Linked DNA regions of Homo sapiens: region 1 is linked to region 2. Evidence: chromatin contacts called from ENCODE Hi-C or POLR2A ChIA-PET data. All regions are on one chromosome and are shown on one strand. The core of a region is the stretch at or near the end of the contact, and the rest is flanking DNA. Distances in the headings are between cores, read along the strand shown.

Evidence for each region. A loop is a pair of places that touch in the nucleus more often than their neighbours do. ChIA-PET counts read pairs that join two places held with the same protein, here RNA polymerase II (POLR2A). Pooled maps may share reads with other maps.
Region 1: a map of ovary shows a loop between it and region 2 (4-fold over the local background). The contact joins two enhancer-like sites. A Hi-C loop is called at or near these places in 1 of 168 maps with a recorded cell type or tissue (ovary), 3 of 37 single-sample maps with no recorded cell type and 5 of 50 pooled maps. POLR2A ChIA-PET finds 5 or more read pairs at or near these places in 1 of 52 experiments (T-cell).

Annotation. Positions count from the first base shown.
Region 1 is chrX:20,373,894-20,376,593 of GRCh38, forward strand. No RefSeq gene overlaps it. Among named protein-coding and RNA genes, the nearest start is that of RPS6KA3, 110 kb to the left of the region's middle. Within about 2 kb of position 1,383, at least 2 of the 41 ENCODE cell types and tissues checked have a DNase peak (open chromatin) inside an H3K27ac peak, as active enhancers do.
Region 2 is chrX:20,204,710-20,207,409 of GRCh38, forward strand. All of the region lies in intron 3 of RPS6KA3 (ribosomal protein S6 kinase A3), which reads right to left. Among named protein-coding and RNA genes, the nearest start is that of RPS6KA3, 61 kb to the right of the region's middle. Within about 2 kb of position 1,347, at least 3 of the 41 ENCODE cell types and tissues checked have a DNase peak (open chromatin) inside an H3K27ac peak, as active enhancers do.

The DNA of each region.
Region 1 (2,700 bases), core at 133-2,632, 170 kb after region 2:
GTTTAGTAATACCAGCCAGAGCTACACACCATTTCAAACCCTAAATTCCAACTATTGATTTGTTTCCATATTCTCCTACTACAGGTTGAGTTCTCCAAGAAGCAGGCTCTGAGACAGAGTTTAGTGGGAAGGATGTTTATGAAGTGTGCCCTTGAGGCCAACACCTGTGGAAGGGAGGAGAGGAAAGGGGAGAGAGAAGTCGGCCTGTGAAGCGGGCCCAGCTCAGGGCCCAGCTCCCATGAGAGAGGTGGGCTACTAAAACGGCCCATCAAAGTTGCCCTGTGTCAAGCCTAAATGGTCAGGCCTTCATACTCCTGCCTTTCCAGGGTCAAGGCTGCCCTGGGAAGGGTGTGCCTTAGGGCCCAGGAGTCTCTCTGCAGCTGAGGCATCTCCAGAGGAGCCCGCAGCTGGAGGCTGCCTGCTGACAGCATTTTCAGCAGCAGGTATGAGGAGCCCTCCACTGAAGGGGGCTCCAGCGATGAAGCTCCCATATTCACTGCATGCCTTAACATTCCAGAAATGTGCTCTGTGTGTCAGGCCTATGCTGGGGCATGTTCACATTTGTTATATCATACAATTCTCACAACACTCTGAGGTATGTATTGTGTTTTGCATTTTACGCGAGGAAACTTGGCTTGTGTTTGTTTTTCCCAATGAAAACCTAGCATGGGGCAATATTTCACAGGTGGCCAACTACTTGGAGCAGTCTTCCTGCTTATGTAGAGGAAGAGAGCCAACTCTTTATCAGGGAGTGTAGGAAATTTGGACTCGATGTTCCGCTTTTAACTTCCTCTTGTATCTTAGGGCCATCACTCTTCTCTCCTTACTGTCATTCCTGCTTTCATTTTAGTTTATAATTTTAAAAAGAGGTATAAGTTGAAACAAGACTAGTGAGAGCTATAAGGAATTCTCATTTCTCTTTTCCTGTTAAGATTTTGGCAATGGGGTAGGTTATCTTGCCCTGATAAATATAAGTAGGATTGTACCAAGAGAATTGATATCTTACTTCTCTGCTTCCATGCCCCAGAGTTGCTTCCCTGCCTTTCATTGAATTTCTCATTAGTCAGCAACTGATGTCCCAGCCACATGGCACATAGAGGTGACTCAATTCATTATCTGATGATCTGGAAAGTCAACACCGGCAGGGCAGTGCTCAAGTATCATTAAGAGAAGCAAATGGGTACCTATTAGAACTTTGGAAGACATTTCTGCTAGGGAAGTGGTGAACACAGCTTTCTCTTTGAGCAGTTTGACAGGGAGACTGAAGAAAGCCAGATATCAAGAGAAAACAAGTGGGAATGAGGCCAGCCCAAGGTCGCATGAAACAAGAGGAAGATGACAGGAGCAAACTTCAGGACTGGCTCTCACATCAATTTATGAGACTGAAGCCAGCATTTTGGGCCACGGTTTCTTTCTCTGCAAAACTTCCTCAAAGCTCTGTGTTTCTACAGCGTCACTTGAAAAGAGAGGCAGAGCCAATTTTTTTTTTAAAAACTACATGCAATCATAAAAAGAGGAAGTAGAGGGATTGATGAAGTGTTCCTATTACTTCGGTTCTTCAAATCATGTGAATCTGCTAAGACAGTCAAATTTGTTTCATATTAAGATTTGATGACCATTTCTACTGATGAGGGGAGGGAGGATTGTTCAGTATTTCAGAAAATGAAGACCTCAAGTCAGTTTTCTTTTGGTGAGTTTTATAAAGCTTAGCCTTGTGGTGGCCATCTTTATACTTGGAAAGGGTGAAACTGACATTTTCACAATGAAACTTCTGAAGAAGTTGGCCCATTATAGGGAGAATTCTATATTCCTGGATATAGCAGATTATGGCTCACATTTAATAAAAATACTTTGTTGGCACAAATAAAAAGACGACAGTATAGTAATTCAGATGAGCAAAGGCACAAGAGGTGGAATTAATTTTTTAAAAATACAAAGATGTGGACCTCACAGAGACTCTCTGCTATGACGATTGAAAGGAAATGGAGGCTTCTACTTTTTATTTAGTAAAAGTAATGTCAATGAGCTTATGGACGTTAGTGTGGTGCCCTAGCTTCAGATTCACTAGCTCCCAATTTGCTAGCTATGTGTCTTTGGGAAATCTACTGAACCTCTTTGAGCCTTGGTTTCTGCAGCTTCAAAATGAAGATAATATTAGTACCTAGCCTTCTGAGGATTAAAAGGGCCTGAACAGTGCCTGACACAAAATAGCAGTTCAAAAATAGAAGAATATAAATCTGAAATGAATGCCTTCATTCTTACAAAGCCATTCTGAAAATGATAGCAATTACAGGGCAGATAGAGATGCAAAATGAGGATGTCTGACGAATGTAACTAATGTCATCCACAAATTGAACTGTGCAGATTTTAGCACAGAGAAGAGAAGCCAAGACTTGAAATTCCACATTCTACTCATGATGCCATTTTATGCCGGAACTCCAAAGCTTCATTACTACTTCCTGTCATTTTAAATATTGCACTAATTACGACGGCCTCTAGGAATGAATTAACAAAATTTCCTAGATTTGTGAGTGTAGAAATCACCTTATTTTTACAAAGATTTTAAATGGTTACATTGTTGGCAGATACACAGACAACAGGATATTCACGTAATTGCCTCTTTTATCTTAGAAAAAAAGGTTAATCAAATGCCCTGTCTGATGAAGAGATAAAAAAAACAACCCTTACTGTTTGTGTTTC
Region 2 (2,700 bases), core at 97-2,596:
GACCAACATGGTGAAATCCCATGTCTACTAAAAATATAAAATTAGCCAGATGTGGTAGCTGGCACCTGTAATCCCAGCTACTTGGGAGGCTGAGGCAGGAGAATCACTTGAACCCGGGAGGTGGAGGTTGCAGTGAGCCGAGATCGTACCATTGCACTCCAGCCTGGGCAACAAGAGCCAGACTCCGTTTCAAAACAACAACAACAACAAAATGAAAAGCAAAAACAAACAAACAAACAAACAAAACTTACACTGAAGAATCCTGTGCACAAATATTTAATGTGACTTAAGTTAGAACCCACCTCCCCACCTTTTTATGGTCAAATTATCACATACACCTAAATATGAAGAACACAATTCTCAGGTATGTTATTGGGCATCCTGACTTTGCAAATATTTGCGCAAAATGAATAAAGCCTGTTCTAAATAACTCATGGTCATTCTATAACATGGCTAATACAAGACTACCAATACATCTCTTCTACTCACTTTGACCATTAGGTTCATGATCATTTCCATTGAACCTTTAAATAGATATGCCAAATAGATTTGAATTTCAACTCCTCTTCCCTATCCATTCTTTTGTAGCAGTGTTCTTATGCTTCCACAGGTGGGAAGAAGAGAAGCAACCACAATCAAGAATTAAGTTTAGGATCAGCTTTCATTCATCTGAATTAGCACATCAGGCTATTAGCACAAAATTAAAAAATGATTCATTCAACTGATTCTAGGACAAGGCAGAGTTTCTCACTTTGAGAAATTGTGCCAAGTCAATGGGCAAGATCCCAAATCAAGTGAAGAGCACCACAACTCGCGGAGAAACCCTGATACAGGGTGTGTTGCTCTCCAATAATCACCACCCCCTTTCACCATGCCCCACGCTTTAGCTCCTTTCAGCCAGTTAGTGGGGAGCCAACCTAGGGAGAGAAAAGCATCCTTAATCAGGGTGGATGTAAGCTCTGGAATGATGTTTAAGTATTAAAGGTAATCAGAGATTATTAATATTTTTGACGGAAATAAAATCTGATTAGGTAGAGATAATTAGGATTTATTTGATATTTAATCTTCCTTAAGATTCCCTAACCATTCTGCAAGAAAAATTCTCCTGGTGAATTCCAAACTTTCAACTGTTCTTTGAATGCATCTTCTTAACACTCCAGCACTTCTTAGTTTGCAAAATACTTTCACAACCATTTGTAATAAATCATCGTGTCAATTTTGGGAGGCAGACCTACTAGGCAATGCCTATTTTATAGCTGTCCAAACTAGGGCTTAGGGGGTTAAGTAATTTGCCCAGTGTCACAGTGGAGGTACTGGGACAGAGTCCGTGTCAGTCACCCAGTATTCTGCTTCTGCTCAGGGTGCTGTTTATCTGTTCCCTTTGGCCAGTAACCAGGCAAGCCCAGCAGGAGCAGCAGCGGTCCCAGCTGCCATCTCTTCCTCCACCAGAGCATTTCTGACCTTTTCTCACTCCCCCATGAAGCTATTCTAGTCTCTGACAGGTCATCCCTGTTTCCTTGGCTTACTGTGGCCTTTCAGAATGAGTAAGAAAGGAGACAACCTATTTTGAATGTTTGGTATTTATAGTATGATATTTAAATTACTTTTAAAGACGTAAAGGGAGAAGCATGCTAATTCCAACAACTTAAATATTGTGTTCCCTGAAAATCTAATGTATAAAAATTACCCATCTATTTGGGTTTGAGTGGTGTGATAATTTAATTTAATACCAGATATTATATGCTTGGCCTTTTATCATTTAATTCTCACTACTCTCCTATGGAGTCAGAACTATTACACACTCATTAATTCTTTCCAGAATTATATGCCAGGCACTGTGCTACTGGTTCAATGCTGAGACTTGATACAAGGCATGACCCTTCCTTCACTCATGGAACATTTAGTCTAGTGGGGGAGACAGCCACTTAACAAATAATTAAACAAATGAAAAACTGCAATTGTGGCAAGTGCCATGAAGATGACGTATGTAATGTTCTGAGAGGGTATAACCAGGGAACATAACCTAGGAAGGATGCAGGGAAAGCTTCCTTGACATCACAGGTGCAAGAGGAGCTAACAAGCTGAGGAAGAGGCAGGGGTAGAGCAGAGTGTTTCAGGCAGAAGGAATAAAATATGGAAAGGCTTTCTAGCAGGATGGAGCTTAAGGACTTGGTCCTGCTTAAGGACCAACAAAGGCAGCCAATGTGACCAGAACACAGAGAGTGAAAAGTATGTAAACTGATGCTGGAGAGGTAGCTAGAGACCAGACTGAGAGGCTCCTCAGCCATCTTAAGAATTCATCTTTATCGTAAAAGCAAAGAGAGGACGCTGAAAGGTTATGGAGGGGTAGAGTAAAAGATTAGTTCATGCTGGCTATCATGTAAATAATGGATCAAGGCAAGAATACATTTGGAAAGACCCAGTTAGGAGACTCCTTCAATAGACCAGGAAGAAAGGTGGTAGCATATTCTCAAGGGGTGGCAGGCAGGCTTTGAGAAATCTTTACTGAATCTACAGTACTTGGTGACAGATAAGACTGGCCAGGTCAGAGTGGGATAGGGGAGGTAGGGACTAGAAATATACATCAAGAACGCTTCCCAAGTTTCTAAATTGCTTAATGAGAGAAAAATGAAATAGAACAGTTTGAGGCTTAGGGAAAGATCATGAGTTTGGTCTCAGACATGTTGACTTTAAAGTGCT